Linked DNA regions of Homo sapiens: all the other regions are linked to region 1. The links are chromatin loops, found by intact Hi-C in ENCODE. Cell type or tissue: Calu3. All regions are shown on one strand.

Region 1 (8,000 bases):
TGGTGGGAGATGGGGGAGAACCATACTGAAAACAGAAGAGAGAACCTAGCAATGAAATTTAAAATTGATCTAAAATCACAGCTATAAAGAGAAATTCTACTCTCATTGCAAAAATAATGGAAAAAGAGTCCTGGTAGATCAGAGCCTACTAGAAGGAGGAATGAGTATGTGGGGCTCTAAGAGGTGGTCTTAGAAAGGCCTTGGGAGAGAGAAGGGTAACAAAGGAATGGAGAAGCACTCTGGAAACTACACAGTGAACATAAGAAGAAATAAGAAAGGGAAAATCAGAATCCAGTAAGACAAAAGAATTTTTCTTAATTGAAGAAAGCTACTGAGGAAATAAACTATCTTTTACAACCTTAACAGAAGAGTTCTAACCAGGGATCTTGTAAACCATCCCAAACCATCACAGAATTGCTGAGGCTTAAGCAACCTACAAGTATTCTAAAAAGAAAAAAAAACTAATATGACAGGAAAACAGAAATAAAAATTTTAAAAACTCAGTTGAAAATATCCCCTCAAAAAAACCAATAGTGAATCAAAATAAAATAGTAGCATAATATCCCAAAGTGAATCAAACAGCCTCAAAAGATTATGAAGACTTTCACCAAAATTACAGACAGATATAGATAGAAATAAGAATATAGATATACACAAAACTGTGCAACCATAGTTCATTTGGCAACCATTTATTAAAACATTAAAAATCAACTTTGTCCCTGGCACTGTCCTAGTTGTTGGGGAATAGAGAGGAAACATTCTCTATGACTTCAAGGAGCTTATTACAGTAGAAGGAGAAACACATACAGTATGACAAGTGATGGGATAAAAGTATACAGGAAATCCTTTCGAAACACCATAAAGTAGTATCTACCTCCAAATTAGGAGCCATCACATATGCAACTGAAGTACAAGTAAGAGCCAGATCAGAAAATTCCAGGAGGAAAATAATCATGCAGCTGTAACAGTATATGCAAAGGCATGAAGTCAGAAGAAATGTGATGTATTCAAAGAACGGAAAATACTCTGATATGGCTGAAAACAAAGCTCTGGGAAAATAAAGGGTCACAGTTGCTTTATACAATTTAGATTTCATTCTAAAGGCAACAGAGAACCAGAACCATTGAAGGATTTTTACTTGAGGATATGTTCAGATTTTCATTTTAAAATAATCCTTCCAGTAATAATATTTAGGCTGAATTAGAAAGGGGTGAATTTGAATGCAAGATAACCAGTTAGCAGGCATTCACCAACAAGGAATATAAGTGGAAAAAAAGTATAGGAATGGAGGAAAGAAAAGATAATATATTAAATGTATATAAAAATGTATTTACAATATATGATATATAATACGTTTAAATTTTGGACATCTTGAGCTTGAACACCTCATTAAGTAACTGGATAAAATCTTGAATTGAAGAGAAATATATGGGGTAGAAATAAAGATATGGGAATCATCCAATTGTTAGATTAAAGGCAGTTATTGACTCCGTGGGTGTATATGATTTTACTCTATAGAGTATACAGAGGGTGTAGGGGAAAGAAAGAAAAATGAGAAGGAGAGAAAAGGAAGAGCAAGTTATGTTCTGGGCAATATCAACATTTACTCTGACAGGAACTGGGAAGAGTCCAGACATGTAGGAGAAAAATTGGGAGAAAAAAAAAGAAAATTAAGATTTACAGGAAAAAAGAACAGTTGAAGTTAAAAGGTCTGAAAAATGTCAGTTGGATAAGTGATCATAATAACAGTGTTTGTGCAAGTGAAAGGCAGAAATAGATTACTGAGAAGTGAAAAGTCAAGTTAATAAAAAATAGTATATACAAACCTCTCCTTAGAAATGTTTGACTTCTGACTCACTTGTATACTTAACCTTTCATATCATTCATTTCTCCAACAAGTGTTTATTGAGTGCCACTTAATATCAAGAGAGACAATGTGCTTATGTCCCAATGGAGAAGCCAGGCAATAAACAACTTAAAGATCAAATGTGCAAGATAATTTCCTACAGTGATAACTGCTATGAAGAGGCGAAAGTCTACATTAGATTAATCAGAGAAATCCACTGTAAGGAAGTGATACTTAAGCTGAACCCTGAATGATAAGAAGGAATTGTCCTGTGAGCTCTAGGGGAAAATCATTCCACGAAGAGGGAACAGCAAGTACTAAGGACAGATTAGCAAGCACATAATTAAAACATCCACAGTAATAACTATACTGATACTTACATCCACCCAACAACTGCTAATAAAACCATGCCTTCACTGAGTCTGCTGGCAGGGCTGTTGAGCTGGTCACAAGGAGGCAAATAAGCTGGCTCATATTGAAATAAGAGAGGAAGGAATCATAGAAAAAGAAAAGACCATGGAAACCTCCCCTCCTCTACAATTAACAATTTTAAACTGTTGGGAGTATTTCATGTTCATTGAATGAACAAAAATGTTAATAATAGATTGCCCTAAATCTTGAATTTTAGCTGCATTTTGAAGATCCTTGAAGCAATAAAAATGCCTGTGCTTTTTAAAGGTAGTTTTGTTTTGTTTTTTTAAAAGGCGGGGGTTGCCTTTCAGGCCAGATTTCTTTGATTTCCTGTTTCAGAAGCTTCACCTAGCTCAACGTGGGGGAAAAAAAAAAAAAAGCTCGCAAAAGGAATATTTGTACAGCATAGCTTTTATGTTAAGAGTTTGATTTTAGGCCGGACACGGCGGCTCACCCCTGTAATCCCAGCACTTGGGAGGCCGAGGCGGGTGGATCATGAGGTCAGGGAATCGAGACCATCCTGGCTAACATGGTGAAACCCCGTCTCTACTAAAAAATACAAAAAATTAGCTGGGCGTGGTGGCACGCACCTGTAGTCCCAGCTACTCGGGAGGCTGAGGCAGGGGAATGGCGTGAACCCGGGAGGCGGAGCTTGCAGTGAGCAGAGATCGCACCACTGCACTCCAGGCTGGGTGACAGAGCGAGACTCTGTCTCAAAAAAAAAAAAAAAAGTTTGATTTTATATGCTTAACATGTATTTTTTAAGGTATATATTAACATTTCTTTTTAATTATTTTCATGATTAACTGGAATTTTTGTGGCATCTGATACTTAATGGAAATAGAACACCAGTTAACAAAACTAGCTCCAGGAAACATTCGACTCCCTCGCTTCTGTCCAAAAATGGATGTAGTTAGTAAGCAGGTCAGCGCACCTAAAATCTTTCAGAAACTTAGCATGAGGAAAAGAAGAAAGACAGGACTGTCGCTGGATGGGGTATTGCTTTGAAAGAAGGTTACCATTGCTGCTGCTGTTGTTGCCAGCATCGTCATGTCGTTTGGATCAAACTTTAACAGGTTAATATGCTGAAAAGGAAAAATGAGTAGAAAAAAATGAAAAGTTGACAGTAAAGGCAAAATACAACTTCCTATAAAGGAAGGTCCTCAGGGGACAGAAGAAAATGGGATTCAGAATACAGGATTATTCTGGGCACAAGAGAAAACTAAGTTTAAGGATAGCATACTTTTTGTGACTCTGGGATCTCAAAATAGATGCTGAAACCCAGCTATCCAAACCAGATGAAATGCTTCATACAATCACTATGGATTCCACTGAAGAAGAAAACTGAGGGTTTTTTTAATTGCTTTATAATTTGAAAGTTGCTGATAATTAGAGCTATTTAACTCAGCACAACATTCTTCTAAATGGCATCATTGTGTCACTGTACTATTTTGGTTAAACTCCCACTGGTTTAATTTCAGAAACATCCTTTGAATAAAATGCCAAGTTAAAAAGAAGTAATATCTCATTATTTCTTTAAAATAATTCAATTAATTTCAAAAGGATGTTTCCTGGGAAAGACTTGTAAGGTTTCTTTTGTAGGCCTGACCATAACACAAGAGTACATTATAGAAAATAGCAGCAGCTACCTACCAGTCAGTTTTTAAGAGCACCTTTCTTTACACAATAAATATGTTCCTGAGGAGCTTTTTAAATTTTGAATGTGTATTGTGGAGGCTATTTGGACCTGCAAAAACCTGATGCTGCCATTTACTATTTGTGTGTTCTAGAACAAGCTACTAAATAGGTTACCCTCTCGAAATTTTCTAGGGATTAAATATTTTCCATTCTATTTGGCCTAATTGGGCTGCCTCAGAAAGACAGACTAACCCATCAAGAATTAAGAATTACTTCTTGAACTGAGAATTACTTCTTCTATGAAATGTAATATTAACACCTGTTGTGGGGCACCCACCTGTTGTCAAACTTCAAAGATGGATAAAGCACAGGATAGTTTGATTCCTTCACTGGCTCAGGGCACCAAAGAGTTGTGTTGCCAGATTTAGCAAATAAAACATTCCCAGTTAAATTTCACTTTCAAAAAGAATAAATATTTTTATTAGCATAAGTGTGCCCCATGCAATATTTGAGACATAATTCTACTAGAAAATTATTCATCATTGATATGAAATTCAAATTTAACTGGGCATTCTGTATTATTTTATCTGGCAACCCTAACCAAAGCAACAGCTTGTCTCCCACCTGGCTATGGCAGAAGTGGAATACAAAAGTCAAAGTACATGATAAAGTGCTGTACCCACACACACCGCCATCTAAACCTCTGTATACTTCCAAAATTACAATGTTTCCTGACTGAGGCCTGCTTCCCCTGCTCTCCTCCATGTGATCAAGCTCCCTGACACCCTCTCTCCACTGACTTCTACCCACACTCTGGACCTAAGACAAAATTTCTGATGCCCCTACACACTATCCCAGAACTAAAAAGACTCCAAGGTTACAACATGGCAGAAACATTCTCTCCGTTTCCCTAAGACTCCTAGAAGCATTTTTTAGAGTCATAGGTCCATACAGGGCCTGAGATTCACTGGCCATCTCAGATCTCCCAAATTTCATTGCAGTAAATTCTATCATGTCTCCTACCCTGGAGGAATGGGCGGGTAGTGGCAGACAGTAGTGGTAGACCAGCACAAAAACAAACCATGTCTAAGTTTATTCTATTCCTATCCAACTCTCCTCTTCTCCCCAAGTTGGAGGGTATTTGCTCAGGAGGCACAGAAGAGGTGACATGGAAGAGGCAGTATAACAACTTGGTTATGCCTATTGTCTCTCATTCCAAAATATCAAGAATTTGCCATTTTTTATTACTTAGGCCTGATTTGAAACTTACATCCTGTGTGAGTGGCCCAATAGGGGAGAAAATTGATATTCCCATTATATGGGAATTATAAGGGGAAAATAATATTCCCATTATATGATTATTGTAAGAATTAAGTAAATCAAAGACCTAACCTGTATAGTAGGCACTTCCACAGCTTCAGAGATGGAAAATCTGTATTACTAAATAATGTCCAGTAGGCACTATCTCCTAACATTCCAACCTCTCTGTCAATAATTCATAAATGAATATTCACATGCTCTAAAAGTTCCTGTTATTATGTGAATAATCATCACATATTTTCTGTGAAAGTGAAATGCTGTGTAGTATATTTCTTATATCGAGCACCCTAGTAGAAAGTATTTACATAATGCGGGAAGAGTCTACCTTCTTTCCATAAATTGACTTTCTTTATAATTGTATTATTTTTTACAACCCTTCTAAAACAAAATGATATCCATGCATAAAGAACACAGCTTTCATCTTGCGGTGTGACAGACTCCTATGTGCCTTTTTATTTTTAATAGACTGGCCTCACACACTGGTGGGGGTTGTATTCATGAATATATGGCTTATGTTTACGGTTAGGAGAAAGATAGGTTTAAAAATAATAATAAAGGACTTTCTGCCTTTACTGAAGCCACGTTCCCAGCCTTTCATAATTTACTACACTATCTCATTATTTTTTAATGCACTTGCCTTTTTAAAAAAAATCCAAACCTTCCAAATTGTTGCATGATAATTTTTCTTCCTTTTCAACAGGAGGTTCTCACCCCTCTGTTGTCTACTCCAGCACTGGCCCAAGAGAACCTCTTGTACAACCCAGTTTTAAAGAATGATTAAGAAGGATTTCATATAGGTAACTGAATATGAAATTAGTTATAATTTTGAGAGCATGGTTATCTCATATGAATAAAATTTTAATTGCTTATAACATTAAATAATGAAATAAATTTGTAGCGCTGTCCTAATTCCATCAATTTTGGAATACAGTTCAAAATGAGATGTAGCAAGTAAGAAATACAAATTGTATTTCTCATTAATAATCATAAGCCATATATAATATCTGTTGTCTATAATTCCAATGATAAACACTTACTGTTTTCAGAGAAGTTCTAGGTAATACACACTCAACCTTCTATAAGCTATCTTAACTTTTTTATTTTTCTGGCATAAACTATGTGTCTATCTTTTTTTAAAAAAATTACACTTTAAGTTCTGGGATATATGTGCAGAAAGTGCAGGTTTGTTAAATAGGTATACACGTGCCATGGTGGTTTGCTGCACCCTTCAACCCGTCATCTACATTAGGTATTTCTCCTAATGCTATCCCTCCCCTAGGCCCCCACCCACTGACAGGCCCTGGTGTGTGATGTTCCCCTCCCTGTGCCCATGTATTCTCATTGTTCAATTCCTACTTAGGAGTGACAACATGCAGTGTTTGGTTTTCTATCCCTGTAATAGTTTGCTGAGAATAATGGTTTCCAGCTTCATCCATGTCCCTCCAAAGGACGTGAACTCATCCTTTTTTATGGCTGCATAGTGTTCCATGGTATATATGTGCCACATTTTCTTTATCCAGTCTATCATTGATAGGCATTTGGGTTAATTACCAGTCTTTGCTATTGTGAACAGTGCTCCCATAAACATATGTGTGCATGTGTCTTTATAGTAGAATGATTTATAATCCTTTGGGTATATACCTAGTAATGGGATTGCTGGGTCCAATGGTATTTCTGGTTCTACATCCTTGAGGAATTGCCACACTGTCTTCCACAATGGTTGAACTAGTTTACATACCCATCAACAGTGTAAAAGCCTTCCTATTTCTCCACGTCCTCTCCAGCATCTGTTGTTTCCTAACTTTTTAAAGATAGCCATTCTAACTGGCGTGAGATGGTATCTCATTGTGGTTTTGATTTGCACTTCTCTAATGACCACTGATGATGAGCTTTTTTGAATGTGTTTCTTGGCCGCATAAATGTCTTCTTTTGAGAAATATCTGTTCATATCCTTCACCCACGTTTTGATGGGGTTGTTTGTTTGTTTCTTGTAAATTTGTTTAAGTTCCTTATAGATTCTGGATGTTGGCCCTTTGTCAGATGGATAGGTTGCAAAAATCTTCTCCCATTCAGTGGGTTGCCTGTTCACTCTGATAATAGTTTCTTTTGCTGTGCAGAAGCTCTTTAGTTCAAATTAGATCCCATTTGTCAATTTTGGCTTTTGTTGCCATTGCTTTGGGTGTTTCAGTCACAAAGTCCTTGCCCATGCCTATGTCCTGAATGGTATTGCCTAGGTTTTCTTCTAGGGTTTCTATGGTTTTAGGTCTAACACTTAAGTCTTTAATCCATCTTGAATTAATTTTTGTATAAGGTGTAAGGAAGGGGTCCAGTTTCAGTTTTATGCATATGGCTAGCCAGTTTTCCCAACACCATTTATTAAATATAAAATCTTTTCCCCATTGCTTGTTTTTGTCAGGTTTGTCAAGATCAGATGGTTGTAGATGTGTGGTGTTATTTCTAAGGCCTCTGTTCTGTTCCATTGGTCTATATATCTGTTTTGGTACCAGTACCATGCTGTTTTGGTTACTGCAGCCTTGTAGTATAGTTTGAAGTCAGGTAGTGTGGTGCTTCCAGCTTTGTTCTTTTTGCTTAGAATTGTCTTGGCTATGCAAGCTCTTTTTTGGTTCTGTATGAAATTTAAAGTCGTTTTTTCTAATTCTGTGAGGAAAGTCAGTGGTAGCTTGATGGGGATGGCATTGAATCTATAAATTACTTTGGGCATAATGGCCATTTTCATGATATTGATTTCTCCTATCCAAGAGCACGAAATGTTTTTCCATTTGTT
Region 2 (8,000 bases), 670 kb before region 1:
ATAAATGGAAAGACATTCTGGGGAATGGATTGGAAGAATTAATATTCTCATGATGTCAACAATATCCAAATTGGTCACAAATTTAATGCAGTCCCTTTCAAAATTCCAGCTGTGTTTTGTGGGTTTTTTTCAGAAATTGGCAAGTTGATCATAATATTCATATGGAAAAGCAAGGGACTCGGAATACTCAAGACAATCATAGAAAAAAGTTAGGCTCACCATCGTAATCCCAGCACTTTGGGAGGCCAAGGTAGGCGGATCACTTGAGGCCAGGAGTTTGAGACCAGCCTGGCCAACATGGCGAAACCCCATCTCTACTAAAAACACAAAAATTAGCAGGGCATGGTAGTGCGTGCCTGTAATCCCAGCTACTCAGGAGGCTGAGGCATGAGACTCTCTTGAGCCACGGAGGCAGAGGTTGCAATGAGCTGAGATCGCACCATCGCACTCCAGAGCCTGGGCAACAGAGGGAAACTCTTGTCTTAAAAAAAAAAAAAAAAAAAAAAAGGTTGGAGTAGTATTGGCATAATGGATCAAATAGATCAATAGAATAGACTGGAGAGTCCAAAAATAAACCCATACATCTTTGGTCAATTGATATTTAGAAGAGTACCAAGATAATTCAAATGTGAAAAATATTATTTTCAACAAATGGGTCTGGGACAACTGGATATCCACATGCAAAAGAATGATGTTGGATCTCTATCTTACCCCATATACAAAATCTAACTTAAAACGAATCAAAGATCTAAAGGTAACTAGTGAAATTATAAAATATTTATAAGAAAACATTAAGTATAAATTTCTTGGCTTTGGATTAGTCAATAGTTTCTTAGGTATGACATCAAAAGTACGAGCAGCGAAAAATAAATAGGTATACTGGACTTCATCAAAATGAAGCACTTTTCAAAATGTGCTTCAAAGAACCCAATCAAGAAATTGAAAAAAACACACAAAATGGAAGAAAAAATATTTGCATGTCATATATCTGATAAGGGTCTAGTATACAAAATATATAAAGCAATATTACAACTCAACTATTTAAAAGAATAACCCAATTAAAATACAGGCAAAGGATTTGACTAAACATTTTTCTAGACATACAAATGGTCAATACAAACAGATACTCAGTATCAATTGTCATTAGAGAAACACAAATGAAAACCACAATGACATATCATTTCACAACCACTAATATGACTATAATTTAAAACACAGAAATAAAAAGGGTTGGCCAGGATGTGGAAAATGGGAAACCTTGCACATCACTGATGGGAATGTAAAATTGTGCAGCCACTGGGGAAAACAGTCTGGCAATTCCTCAAAATGTTATTCATATAGTTACCAGCTCATCCAGCAATTCTATTCCTAGGTATGTACCAAAGAGAACTGAAAATGAGTTCACACAAAAACTTGTACATAAATGTTCAGAGCAGCATTAGTGATAATAGCAAAAAAAAAAAAAAGTGGAAACAACCCAAATGTCTTTAATTGATGAGTGAATTAAAAATTACAGCATATTCATACAATATAATATTATTCCATCATAAAAATGGAATGAAATAATGATTTCTGCTACACATCATGGATAAACTTTGAAAACATTACGCTAAATGAAAGAAGCTGGTCACAAAAGCTATGTTTTCTATTTACAGAAATGCCCAGAATAGGCAAACCTATAAAGTACAGAAAGTGGATTAGTGGCTGCTGGGGGTGAGGGTAAGAAATTGAAGTGACTGGTAACGATTAAAGGGTTTTTTTTTGAGGTGACGAAAATATACTAGTATTAGATAATGATCATAGCTGCACAATTTTGTGAATATATTAAAAACTACTGAATTATACAATTTAATGTGATGAATTTTATGGTATATGAATTACAGCTCAAGTAAAAATAAATGACAAGCATGTACACATACACAGATATATACATATGTCATGGACATTATGAGGTGCTTAATAAATATTTGCTGAATGGCTGAAAAGACTGAGAGAAAAGTATATGGTAACATACTCCAAAAAGGAAGTGAAAGTAAAAAAAAAAAAAAAAAATTGTCCATGTTAGTTGTATATTGGTGACGGGATCATGAGTGGTTTCTACTTTCTATGGTATGGTTTCCTATTTCAAATTTTTTAATTACTTCTACAATCAGAAAAAATCATAATCTGTGGTTAAAATTTATAAAACTAGTTTATAACTTCTGATTATGACCAAAATAAGGTTAATTTATATACAAAAAGTCTTCTAGAAATAATAAGTCTTAAAAATAAAAATGCAAATATTGGACAAAAGCTCCCTCTGGTATATACAAAAGTGTTAGTCTTCCTTACAAAACACCCCTTTATATTTTGCCTCAGTTCCATCATCATTAACTTATTAGTCAGTCTCCATCCACTACAACATGTTTTAAAATATTATCAGCATACGTGATTTCTTAGAGAGATTTAATTATGGATATACCTGAAGCAAATTTAAACCTGTGTACATATGTGTACTCATATCCATAGACAACAATACACAAACATCTAAGTCTATTCATGCACATAGTTTCCTTGTAAATTTTGTGATTATGACGTATTTGAAAAAAATTGTAATTAGATATGCTTGACATTTTAAAGCAAAGAAAGATATAGATTTGACAGTTTAACCAATTTGAAAACCCAGAAGCCCATACAAGGTATGGTATGTCAAATTATTTCCAAATGTATAATGCTTTGCCAGCAGGTCCCTTGTCTTTATGGGCATATTCTGGCTATAAATATCTCAGTGAGTATAACAGTTTGGACAACGGAGATCAATATAAAACAAGCAGTGGAATTTAATAGGAGTTGATGTGAAAAAAGTGGTAGGAAAGATATAAACTGAGGAATCCAGGTATTCAAGAATTCACCACAGCTGAAAATTCACAGGGGAATCAATTTGCAATAATAGAAAACCAGCAGCAACCTAACCCACTGATCTTTATTACATACAAAAGAGCACTATCCATTTTCAACAGGGTTGTTTTGAGTCATAAGAGCAAATGATTCCTAAATGTTTAGCATTATTTCTAGAGACAGGAATGACACCATGTTGTCACCTCTTTGAAGATTCCTCATGAACTTATACAGGGTTAATTGCTTCTTCTTTTCTGTGAACACTCAGTCTGCTAGTATGCGCTTTTATCATCGTATTTATTAAGTCTTTGCAACGGTTTCCACACCATTTGCTCTAGTCAACCAAAGCACCTTCAAGACAGACACAAGAATTTATTTAGCTCTAGATCCACAGCACTGGAGCACACAGAAGTTGCTAAACAAGTTGTGGCTGAACAAATAAATGAGCAGAGTATTTGTTTCTGTAATTTAAATTTTGTCCTGAATATTTTTTGAAGCACACTGTTTAAATTTTCCATACTATGTAATTAACAACATCATTATTAATATATTATTGTTTACATTATATAAAGTATATAATTATGTTATATAAAATTACATATATTATATGTAAAATTTATGCATAAATATTACGTTTATATTTATGTCAATATATAATATATAAAGTATGTAATATGTTTATATTATATATTTTAGCAATATAAATAATTATAGCATCATGCTTTGGCCTAGCATAAATGGTGATTCTACGGATGACAAATATTTAATATATAAGATGTCATTTCCTTGTTCCATGACCACGGCAAGCATTGTTAATCGATCATGGCATTCTTAACTGGAGTTAGAACGGGCCTTCAGAATCCTCATCACAGTGTCCCAGGGAGCCGCTACTGATCAATCAGGATTGGCACAAGAGTTGTGACTAACCACTATTCCTGATTTTCTGGATACTTTCAGAGGAATATTTTCTTTGGAAACCCATTAATTTTCAATATTTACAAGTACAATTAATGAAGCACACCCATTCTCCTATACATATTATCAGCTTTCTAAAACTCTGTTATACCACTTATGTGTCCTAGAATTCTGCAATGCCATGTGAAATAAAGTTCTGGCGACACTTCCAGTAACCTGTAATTAAACACTTTCAATAGTAGACTATTATCAGTCTTCACTATTTTTAACGAAAGGGCACAGATCCTATTAAAGAAAGTTACTGCTTTTACTTCTTATGGAGAGAAAGGGAAAGAGAACAAACAAATACTTGTGGATAAGGATTCTTGAACTATCCCTCTGCTAGTAAGACCTGCCAGGAATGAAACTGCTACTTTGGCTGGGCAGAGCAGGTGCTGCTGATTGATTCAGTAAGTAAGGAACCTTTACATTTTTTTAGGTGTAAGATTATCTTCTTCCTGCTGCTCTGAAACATCTGATCCACAGGCCAGCACAAAGAAAGCTATGTTTTTTAATTGAGGAAGTAACAGACAGAACAAGAAAGGCTCTATGGTACGGCATACTGAGAAGACAACTACAATTACCACCCTGCAAAGCTGGGATTTGTGAGTCCTGGCAGGGGGCCTGCAACAATTCTGGTAGTAGCACAGTCCCAGACCAGTCTCTCAGAGCCTCCAACTAATGCAGAACTGTGTTTAGGAGTCTGGAAAATCCATATATTAACAGCTTGTCCACATTCCTAGCTGGTGGTGAGAACTGAGCAGTGACTCTGAGAGAATGCCAATGGTAGACATTAACTCAAGCTGGTTTCTTTAGAAAGTAAAACAAAACCTGAAATTCTTTAAAATTTTATTTGTTCATAAATTCCATGTCATCACCAAGACAAAATTCTGAATGCAAAATCCTTTTGTTATTAATTTCCTAACTCAAACAGATGTTTTATGTGAATTAAAAAAAAATTTCTTAAACAATTATTTCCTATTTACTAACTGTGGAAGCAGCCATTCTTCTTCTACAAGGAGGATGAATGTAGAGTTGTGATGGGCTAGTGGTCAGGCAGCTGGAGGCTGGAGCAGGGAGACACTGAGCATAGGAATGTCTGAGCAGGATGCAAGGCAGTGAGGAGAGTCGGAAACATCAGCTGCTGTTATTAGAATCATGGCCAATGCATCCAGTTTTTTCTTAATTAGTTTATCATACTAAGTATTAAAAATAACAATAATAACAATAGTTAATGTTTATTGAGTGAGTTTTGTGCTAGACACTGCGCTGGACACTTTATATGCTTTATCCCAATTGATTCTCAAATTGAATTTAGGAAGTAGATATTATTACCTAAATTTATGGATCAAAATAGCAAGGCTTAGGACAGGCTAACTGACAGACTCAATGACACACTGCTAATAACCAGAGGGGCCAGAATCAAACCTAAGCATACACCATCCACGGGTAAAATATTGGAGAGTTACCATATTCCCTCCAAGGGTCTTAAAGCTCAGATTGAATTCAAATTTATGTAACAGATAGAAAGGGAAAAGAAAGGAAAAAATGTGAATGTTCTTTCATTTGTCTCAAAGAAAGAAGAACCCTATAAATATGCCATACTCTTTTTTTTTTTTCCTAGAGAGTGGGCCAGAGTCCATTTCTTAATGGTTAAGAAATGTCATGTTAAAGAAACTATGTATGGGGTTCTATTCAGCATGTCTTTGCTCAACTTTAGGTGTTTCAATTCATGAGAGGGTTTGAGAGTATATAAGAAAATGGCACAGTGGCCTGTGTCGGCTAAGACTGTACTTTGTCATTCCAGTGCACTAATCTGTGATATAGCAGCTAGAAACTTATAAAACATTCAAGCAAAGCCATGTGCTGATTCAAGTCACGGACTAGGATACAGCTAAGCATTTTAGCCTCTGTTATTGAAGCAATAAGTACACAGGTGACTGAATGATGGCTATCTCAGAAGGATTTCCTGGAATTGGTCATTCAAATCTCTACTCATTTAAAAGAAAGCACTTCTTTACAGGAAACCCTGGTAGGCTGAAATGGTTAAGTATGATACCCAAAATGAATAGGTAAGGAAATAGGTACCTTGAACATGATTTGAGGGGAATATGAGGCTTACTGTTCAGAAAAGATTAAAGATCTATATAATCCAAGCATAAAATTAATAAAATGACCTTTTCTTTTAAATTGTGGATGGAACTTCCATTTGTTTCTTCAAAAGCAGACAGTATGTGGGAAACATCAGACAAACCCAAATTGAAAGACGTTCTATAAAATACCTAACCAGTACTCTTCAAAACCATCAAGGTCATCAAAAACAAGGACAGCCTGAGAAGTCATCGCCGTCTAAAGAACCTAAGGAGACGTGGTGACTAAATCCCATAACGGGATCCTGGGACAGAAAAGGGGCATTAGGTAAAGACTAAGAAAATCCAAATGAAGTGTGGAGTTTGGTTAACATTAATGTGCTAATGCCAGTTTCTTAATTTTGACAAATTTACCATAGTTATATCAGATGTTAACAATAGGGGAAACTGGGTGAAATGTATACAAGAACTCTTTGTAAGATTCCTGCAACTTTTCTGTAAATCTAAATTTTCAAAAAAAAAAAATTATTTAGAAAAACAAATTACACACACACTCACACACAGGCCAGAGTGTGCCCTTACAAATGGCCACATATTAAAAGCACATTCATAAGCACTTAGAACAATGCTTGACATATAGTGTAAAATAGCATATATTTTTTAAAAATACATATATATTTTAAGATATATATATTTATATAAATGACAATATATATTATATAAATAAAAATGTATATATACATATATATATATATTTTTTTTTTGAGATGGAGTCGTGCTCTGTCGCCCAGGCTGGAGTGTGGTGGTGCAATCTCAGCTCACTGCAACCTCCTCCTTCCGGGTTCAAGCAATTCTCCTGCCTCAGCCTCCCAAGTAGCTGGGATTATAGCTGTGCGCCACCACACCCGGCTAATTTTGGTATTTTTAGTAGAGATGGAGTTTTGCTTTATGTTGGCCAGGCTGGTCTCGAACTCCTGACCTCAAGTGATCTACCCGCCTCAGCCTCCCAAAGTGCTGAGACTATAGGCATGAACCACCGCACCTAGCCTTTTGAATGAATGAATAAATGAATGAATTAAATCACTTTCCGTAGTTAAAAACAAAAGTCTTCAATTGTTCCTTTTTATCTTAAACCTACACTCAGCCTCATTTAAGATCTTCCACAAGCTAGCCAAACTTTTTTTTCTACAGGTCATCAGAACACTGCCTCTGTTCGGGTCAAAGAAGTCATCTCACTGTCCCAGGATTGTGGAGCCCTCATTTCTGGCTTCGCTTTGTCATCCCTTACCCCAAAGCCAAAATGCTCTCCCAAATCATTCTGCCTGTTCCAGATTGAATTCAAGCTCCCCAGGCCCTAAGAATTGTTTCAAAACACTCCTGTATTCTCCTGAAATCTTCCTTCTCTGAATTCCTACTGTCTACTTTTTTAGTTCAACATGTATATATAAAATTGCTTATAGTGGTCAACCTAATTCCTTCTTATCCAAGTGTCATTTAGAATGGATTTTTAGGGGAGGAGTGAAAGGAACTTTCATTTGCTCCTTCAAAAGGAAGGGGTTACAAAAGGGCACTAGGAAAATTTAGGGGTGTTCAGTATGTTTCTTGATGGTGTTGTCAGTTCTTTTTGATAGACATATGTCAATCTTACGAAAATTGTACCCATTTAGTATGTGCAATTTACCCTGTGTCAATGGTAGAGCAATAAACCTGCTAAACATGTCTATGTAATTGAATGTTTGGTTTGTTTGTGTTTTTTTATTTGTTTACGACATGGTCTTGCCCTGTCGCCCAGGCTAGAGTGCAGTGGTAGGATCACAGTTCACTGCAGCCTCAACCTCCCAAGCTCAAGTGATCCTTTCACTTCAGCCTCCTGAGTAGCTGGGACTACAGGCTCACACCATCACGTCTGGCTAATTTGTGTATTTTAATAGGGATGGGGGTTTGCCATGTTGCCCAGCCTAGAATGTTTGTTTTCTAATTTATTATTTATTTACACATTTATTTATTATAATTACTGTAAGATAATAGAGATTTGTGTTATTTTCTGAGGTTTAAGCCAAAAGTAAGCTCCAAACAAAT
Region 3 (8,000 bases), 380 kb before region 1:
ATAGGAAAAAGCCTTCAGGGATTTTCTTCTACATTTAATCAAAACTCTTTTTGAGAAATACATCCATCACATTATGGAATATCATTTTTTAAAAAAAAACATGTGAGTAATGTACTTCAGAGCTAGGTCTGGAAAAAAGATTCCCTTGGGAAATGGTTATGCTTCATCCCCAGTGAGTACTAGAGGCCTGTAACACAACCTGTCTTCTCTATACCTTTGCTCAGAAACCCAGAACTGGGTTACATTCGCTATCATGGTGACCATGTTAAGACTCCCATGGAGTGTCCCAGCTTTCTCCTTTGTAAATACTTTTTATATACTTTTTCTAATCCTGTTTTGTTAATCCTATATCATATGTCTTTTGTAATATGTTCTCTGAAATTATTTAGAGAGAAGTAAAAGGTAGAAATGAGGAAATAAACCAGAGATACTATTCTTTAAAAGAATTTTTTTTATTTTTACTGAAATGGTGGCATTATCTTAACTTTAGGATGCTAATTTTTTTCTTCCTAACATCATGCCCACGTACCATTATCTCATCCCTGACTCATCTTTTAAAATTTTAGTTCCTTTATTTGCAATTTACATATAAGATGTGTGGAAAAACCCACAGATACACACTCACACAGCACGCCACTCTTCTCATATGCTGTTGTTCAGACATAAAGATCACTAAGCAAAATAGGAGATAACATTTCAAGACTTTCTCCACTAACAGAAACATATTCTCAGGTGATCGGTTAGAGTCCAACAAGGTTTATTTTCAAAAGAGTCAGCAAGCGTTAGAAATGAATTTCTCAACAATTTTTGTTTTTAAGAGACAGGGCCTTATTCTGCCACCCAGGCTGCAGTACAGTGGTATGATAATAGCTTACTAGGCTGGGATTGGAGGGGCAGACAGGCAGCTCAGAAAAAGAGATTTAGGCTATCAGAGAAGGTGGAAGAATAAATGTTTGGATATAATTATCATGGCTTATTATCTACAAGGTGGAATTTGGCTAACTTTGTTAATAAAACAAGGTACAAATCATTTAATGACAACCTATAGACTTTTAGCTTACATTTAGAAAATACTTAAAAAGAATTTTTCCAGCCTGAGCAACATAGTGAGATCCCCATTTCTACAAAAAGTTTTTTAAAAAATTAGCTGGGCATGGTGGTGCACACCTGTAGTCCCAGCTACTCAGGAGGCTGGGGTGAGAGGATCACTGGAGCCCAGGAGTTTGAGGCTTCAGTGAGCTATGATCACACCACCGCACTTCAGTCTGGGTGACAGGGGGAGAACTCAAAAAAAAAAATTCAAAACAGATATTAGATGCAAGAAAAGAAAAAAAATTAATGTATATCAAAATATTAAATTCTGTTCCCAATTATTATATAATTCCTATATCACCAACTTTCTTTGAAAATTAAAGACTGAATTTGTACCAATGTACTAATTATATATCTATAATTGGTATATTTAATAAGTTAAAATTTTGGAATATAAGGCCTCTACATTTACATTTTAAAAATATTCTTAGACAAGGTTCTGGATTATATTTCAATTCTGTTCAAAGAGTAAAATGGAAATGTAAAAACAGAGATGTCTCCTTAACAGAGTGAAATTAATTTACAAATCTAAGCAATATAAAAACATGAGTAAAAATCTAATTTAATTGAATTATTAATATTAAAGCTAGTCCACACAAAATGTATTTATTCTGGAGTCTCTGTAGATTTTTTTTATTGTTTTTCCTGCTGCCATCAACTTTTGTTATACTATAAATATGGATGTAACTGTACCTACATAACTACCAGCACACACCTAAAATTAAATAAGAAATTTTAATCCAGTAGTTCTTAATTTCTTTTCTAATCCTAAGTACTTAAAGATATAACACACTATTAATAAATCACCATAGTGATGGTTCTTAAAGGTGTGTGTGTGTGTGTGTGTGTGTGTGTGTGTGTGTAGCATGTGGGGAAGGTGTCCTGGAGAGGATACAACCTTCTGTGATTTTCCTCTGCTAAGAATCAGCCCTGAAGGGTACAATTCAATTACCTCTTTTTTTAAAAAAATCTCAGATCTTGGCTTGGGTCTGAAGCATGAATCATGTGGAGTTTAATGCAGCTTTGGGTCAACCCTGATCAAGAAGACCCCAGGAAGAGTGTGGGAAAATTTAAATTTGGATACCCCAGAAATGGGATTATGTATCTAAGAATCCTATATAGCATGTCTTGTCGTATGCCATTTGTGTCAGCTCAGAACTTCCACAGTTCTTTCACAAGCTCAGATCATATCTCTTGGAGCCACTTTGGTCCCTACACACCACAGATTCCATCTCTGGGCTAATATTTGACTAACTTCAAGATTATGTCAACACTGTCTATGCCTCATGCAAAAGCCTCATGGAAGCAATTAATCTAACAACAGTGCAAACAAGACGACTATAATCACCCAGGTGATCATGAAAAAGAACATGAGGGAAATAAAAATGAGATAGACAGATTCTGGAAGCATGCTGTAGATATTATGTTTTTCAGTAACAGATTTGGGGACTGTTGTGGGGTTGGGGGAGGGGCGAGGGATACCATTAGGAGATATACCTAATGCTAAATGATGAGTTAATGGGTGCAGCACACCAGCATGGCACATGTATACATATGTAACTAACCTGCACAGTGTGCACATGTACCCTAAAACTTAAAGTATAATAATAATAAAAAAATAAAATAAAATAAAATAAAATTGATGAACATGGGTGCTACATGATACAAGTATCAAAGGAATTTCAGACTTGAGTAATTCTGAAGCCCACAAAATTAGCCACAGGATTTATCTTTTGTTCTTCATCTACTAGAGGAATGGATGTTACAAACCAATACAATGAAATTAAAAATAAAAATAAAAATAAATAAACAGATTTACACCAAAACTTTTAAAGAAATTTGTGATAGGAAATGGTTAAGAGGGTGGGGAGAGAGGGCAAAAGTTGGGTCTTCAGATCCTACAAGCAGAAAGGGGCTCTCTTTTAGGTCAGAGCTGATCTTTAGTTGTTTTGTAATGACATTTCATCTGACACTTCCTAGGCCAAATATTTAAATAGACACCTCTAAAGAAGTTTAGCAATTTGATCCTCTCTGCTTGCTCATTTATATTATTTCTTTAAGTTACATTTATGCTCAGTATTCCTATGCTTCATAGGTATTTGACAAAAAAATTTAAAGAGTTATTTTTTCTTTCTTTGTTTTTTTCTTTTTCTCTAGCTTGCTAAAGAACAATCAGCCAGATCCAACTAGATGAGTCAACTATTCCCCAGGCATAACTCCTGGGGTCATATCAATTGCATTTGCAGCAGTGGTATAATAATTTACTATAAATGTCTTAAATTACAGCATTTGAACACGTGCCAGGAAATAATACTTTTCCCCAAAGCAGATGAATCATGAACCTGAAATACATAATGCACCTCAAAGGCATTTAAAATTCTTCTAAGGAGTGACTTATTCAGATGATAGAATGTTGACCATTTGATTTGAGTGGTGACCTTCCAAAAGCAATGAATAGCATTTCAATGATTTTCAAATGTTATTATCAAAAATAAAGTACGATAGATATATAAAATAGGTAAATATAGAAGCTTCTCTAGTAATGCCTCCCTTGGGAGGTAGGGAGCCTGGGAACCAACTTCAATAAGAATCTTGGCTTCTCTGCCCTTAGTTTTTGTAGAAGGGCCCTTCTCATATGTAGAATTTTGCCTCTCCAAAATAGCTCAGATATCTGTGAGGGAGTTTGGTTGAATTTGAGAGTCTGAGAGCAAGTGATATTAGATAAAGTTTATATAAAGGCTACAGTCAACATCACAGAACAACTCAGTTTATTTAGAACAGCCAGTTGAAATAAATCTAAGGATCGTAGCACCTAACCATCTGGAAGTCAGTTTTGAAAATATATATATATATATATATATAATATATAAAATATGCTTTATGATTTTGTTTATGTGATTTAAGTAGATCTATGAGATAAGTAAAATAAAAATTAAAAATTCTATAGCTTTACTTTATATGTGTATAAACACACATGTATATGCATATATATTGTTGAGTCTACTAAACAGTGTGCTTCTAGATTTATTCATGCATTCAATAATATTTATTGAGAACTTACTATCTTCAAGACACTATTAGAGATTTAAAAAATAAATTAGATATAGCTGATGGTGTAAAAGAGGCTTAAATGTGATTCATCTCAAAATCATCAGAATAAATAAGACAGAAAATTTTAATTACTGGTAGTAAGAAACAAAGATGATGAAAACCTAAGCCAGGCTGCCATGAATTGAACAACAGAGAAAAACAGCCCTGGGTCTGATCAGTTTGACCTTCAGCAATGTCAGCTCACTTCTTTGGGATTCTGCTTCTTTATCTGAAAAATAAGGGAAATTTAACCATGTGATCTTCAGAGTCCCTTCTGGCTCCAATATTTAAAAAAAAAAACAACTATACTCCATAAGTATGATTTAAACCAGAAGGTTCAAACCTCATTCTTCACTTGCGATAGCTTCGCTGATGAATAGGAATGTCAGCCAACATTCCATCTCCTTTCCCTTTCCTGTTCCAGTTTGATGGAGGTACCAGCTAGCAATAAAATAGCATTGAGGAGTTGGGACTCACAAAAAGAATTGTATCCAAAACCACAATACTGTGACTATGGAATTATTGTTTCTTTACCCTAACATATTAAAAATAGCTGATGAAGAAAAACAATGAAAAGAAGACTGTAAACAAGTCGAATTTCAGAAAATACCTGGGAGACAAGTGTATAAATATTGTTTGAAATTTTTTTAAAAAATGAACATTCAAGTATTTCATTCAGAATTTTTTAAATGTGCAAATTCAATTATAAAGCCATGGTGATCACAAGATACAAGGTAAAGTTTTATTATTAATTTGAAATGTCTTGGTTTGAAAAAAGTTTGATAGTAAAATCAAGGTTAAATGAAATATCATGAAGCTGTGCAATTAGGTTAATAATGAGGTGCCTCAGGGATCAGTGCTAGCACAGGTGTTCAGTATATTTATTAATGACTTAGAAGAGTTCTGAATAATATGGAAGCACATTTGGATGACTTCATAGATATTTATAGCAATCAAACGGGTAAATGACTGCTTTTCATGACCGATTCAAGAGCAATTATTTAACACATTACAGCAAATAATCAACAAGAGCAAATTAATGTGAAGTGGGTGGAATTACCCAAGTTTTCTTAGCATGCTAATAGCTAACTGAAATAGTTATTGCCTTTCAGACAACAGTGGGCGCATCTAAGACATCTGTCCAGTAAACAGCACTTTAGGAAAAAAGCATAATCAATAAAGGTTGGAATAAAGAATAATGCAAAAGAATTATCTAAATCAATAATTATTGCTGAAAATTTCTACACACCAGAGACTTGCTCTACTGAATGGCACTGTTGGAAAAGAGTGTGGTTTCCCAAACCACATGCTAGGATTATCTGGTGTCTTAGCTGGTGATTTTCTAAGTAGTTTTCCATTATCATCCATTCCTCTCCGATATCCATTCACTGGCATTCCCAGATGCCTCTCAGGCAGGAATAAAACTTACAAGGACATGCCCTTCTCACTTCTGCTTTGCTCTGTTCTAAAGGATTTCATTGATATTAACTTTTATGTTGAAGATCTCAAAGCTTTGGAAAAATTAAAAGTCATCCCTTTTCACAAGAAAGATGGCATAACACTATTCAATAATAGCATGAACTCTATTATATCCTCCCCTTATCCCAAAGTTAATTATTGTGCATAGAAAGAAAACTTAAATGTAGCATCATTTCAGTTATAATTCATTCATTCCAAAATATTTTCTGAGTGCCTATTTTATCTAAAGCACAGTAGTAATAGAATAAAAATGATATTAATAAAAATATTTGGAGCCTGCCCTAAAAACTTAGAAAGCCATGTCTCCCCTCTCATGAACTAAGCATTTCTCAATCCTAGTCCATATAAACTACACATAAATGTCATCAATTATATCATAATTTGAAATATATGAAAATTAATAAGAATCAGAACTGTTTATGTAGAAATATATAATAACATTTTTAACCAAAGCATCATTTTCCGCTGCCATTTATCTTTTGTACCAGAGAAAATATTATGAACCCTGAGGTAAATTTTCTCATATGAAATATAACTTAGATACTTCCCCAAATTTTAGAGAAAAATACAATTTCTGGACTGTTTGGGACTAAGAAAGTAGGCCAATATAACTGGAGTAAAGCCAAATACTAATGAAAACATCAATGTGTGTTCATATTAGCTCTACAAAATAACCAACCAGCAAATCCACTGACAGAATGAAGATATGTGTGAAGTACTGAGAGTGAGAATTTTTCTTTTTCTTTTTTTGGAAGATTTGGTAAAGCATCTCTATTCTCTATTTATGTCCACCTGCAAATTTCAGATGTAAACATCTAGAGTAATATACCATGATCACATAAGAATTCACAGACTTTCAGAATCTCAGTGTTAAAAGGAAACTCAGACGTTAACCATTGTTTGAGCTATACATCTTCTCTACATCACTGGACATACTACTACCGGAGATAAAAAAAACATACACACAAAAACTCATTAATTAAAGCCAAAGACTTGCAGCGAAAAGCAAATTTTCAGCAATTAAGTAAACAATGAACCTCTGTTAGAACCTCAAACATACTTACTAATGAGATTTACCAGAGGGTCTGGAATTATCTATTTAAAATATAAAATTACAACTTGGAGAACAATTCACTTATCAGAGGTGTGACAATTCTGTTAATTTTTCTTTCTAAATCTTTTAGTATCTATGGGTTTTTGTGCAGTGTGATTTAAATATAATTTTAGTAAGGGAAAACAAGTAGTGAATGAGAATTCATTAACAGGTGGTCAAATGCAAAGAGTCTATCAATCATGCTGGTATTTTTAAACATCAGCAAATTTAATTCCATCTCTGGGGGAGTAAACTCATTCTCTAAGGTATGTGACACATCGTATTTATTTTTAAAGGACATTTCAGAGTGTTCCTTGATTATGAAATACTGCAAGTATTTCCTGCCTTAGGTTTCCTAGGCAGACAAAAAGGCAGGCAGAATCCACCACTGCAAATCAGATAATTCTAAAATAACCAAATAGTGTTTCTAAAAATGAGAACATTTCCATATCTTAGCTCTAGATAAAGAGATTTGTCATGGTAAAACCAACAAATCTGAATCAGACCTTAAACTATGAAATAGCACACAAGAGGGATGCAGAATTTTGTGCTGAATTACAAAGAGAAGTCAGATCTGCAAATCCACAATGACATAATAATTAAATAAATTTAATCAGCTTTTACTGAATTCCAGTTTTTAAATGTCAGGCAATTATTATGAAATGACTTTTTCTACTTGCATAATCCATTGTGTATTATATTTCTACCCTGAATCAAGTGAATGACTTGTTAGTTTGATCAAAAATTATCACTTTATACTACGAGGGAAAGCAACCATCTTATCCAAACTACATGGCATTAGACTGTATAAGCTTCCTTTGGTGAAGCAAGATATATATATTGATTTTATCATACACATAGACTCTTCAAGGTCAAATAGCAAGTTGAAGGGAGAAGAAGTATCCTGAATGACCATTAATGCTCTTCTATACCATGGCTTCAAAATCTTAAAATACTTTGCATTTCACAAGAAGTTATGTGGCATTTGAAAACCCTCTGAAATGAAAAGAAATTTCTGATCCCCAAATGGAGTAGTCAAGAAAATTGAGCACTTTCCAGAAAATAAAAGACTCAATATTTCAGGGCACCCTCCTGCATGACAAGGAGAGTTACAAAAGAGAAAAGCCAACAAAAACATCTCACCTACTGTATATATCTTGTTTATTGCCCATTTTCTTGATGAATATTATAGGAACATACAGACTGATAAGATTCCCTTACCGTACAAAGAAAAGTTATCCTGTTT

Evidence for each region. A loop is a pair of places that touch in the nucleus more often than their neighbours do. Peaks named below come from ENCODE experiments on the same cell type or tissue, not always from the same donor. Only the 100,000 strongest peaks of a DNase experiment are listed, where the experiment ranks them.
Region 2: it touches region 1 in a loop (3-fold over the local background); 1 of 110 quality-filtered maps calls a loop at or near these places.
Region 3: it touches region 1 in a loop (2.4-fold over the local background); 1 of 110 quality-filtered maps calls a loop at or near these places.

Annotation. Positions count from the first base shown.
Region 1 is chr10:67,490,590-67,498,589 of GRCh38, forward strand. The region is part of intron 5 of CTNNA3 (catenin alpha 3); the gene reads right to left. Among named protein-coding and RNA genes, the nearest start is that of MIR7151, 91 kb to the left of the region's middle. In Calu3, no CTCF peak of the experiment used is centred here; no DNase peak of the experiment used is centred here.
Region 2 is chr10:66,818,609-66,826,608 of GRCh38, forward strand. All of the region lies in intron 7 of CTNNA3 (catenin alpha 3), which reads right to left. Among named protein-coding and RNA genes, the nearest start is that of LRRTM3, 100 kb to the right of the region's middle. In Calu3, no CTCF peak of the experiment used is centred here; a DNase peak (open chromatin) is centred at 4,443.
Region 3 is chr10:67,112,791-67,120,790 of GRCh38, forward strand. The region is part of intron 7 of CTNNA3 (catenin alpha 3); the gene reads right to left. Among named protein-coding and RNA genes, the nearest start is that of LRRTM3, 190 kb to the left of the region's middle. In Calu3, no CTCF peak of the experiment used is centred here; a DNase peak (open chromatin) is centred at 3,321.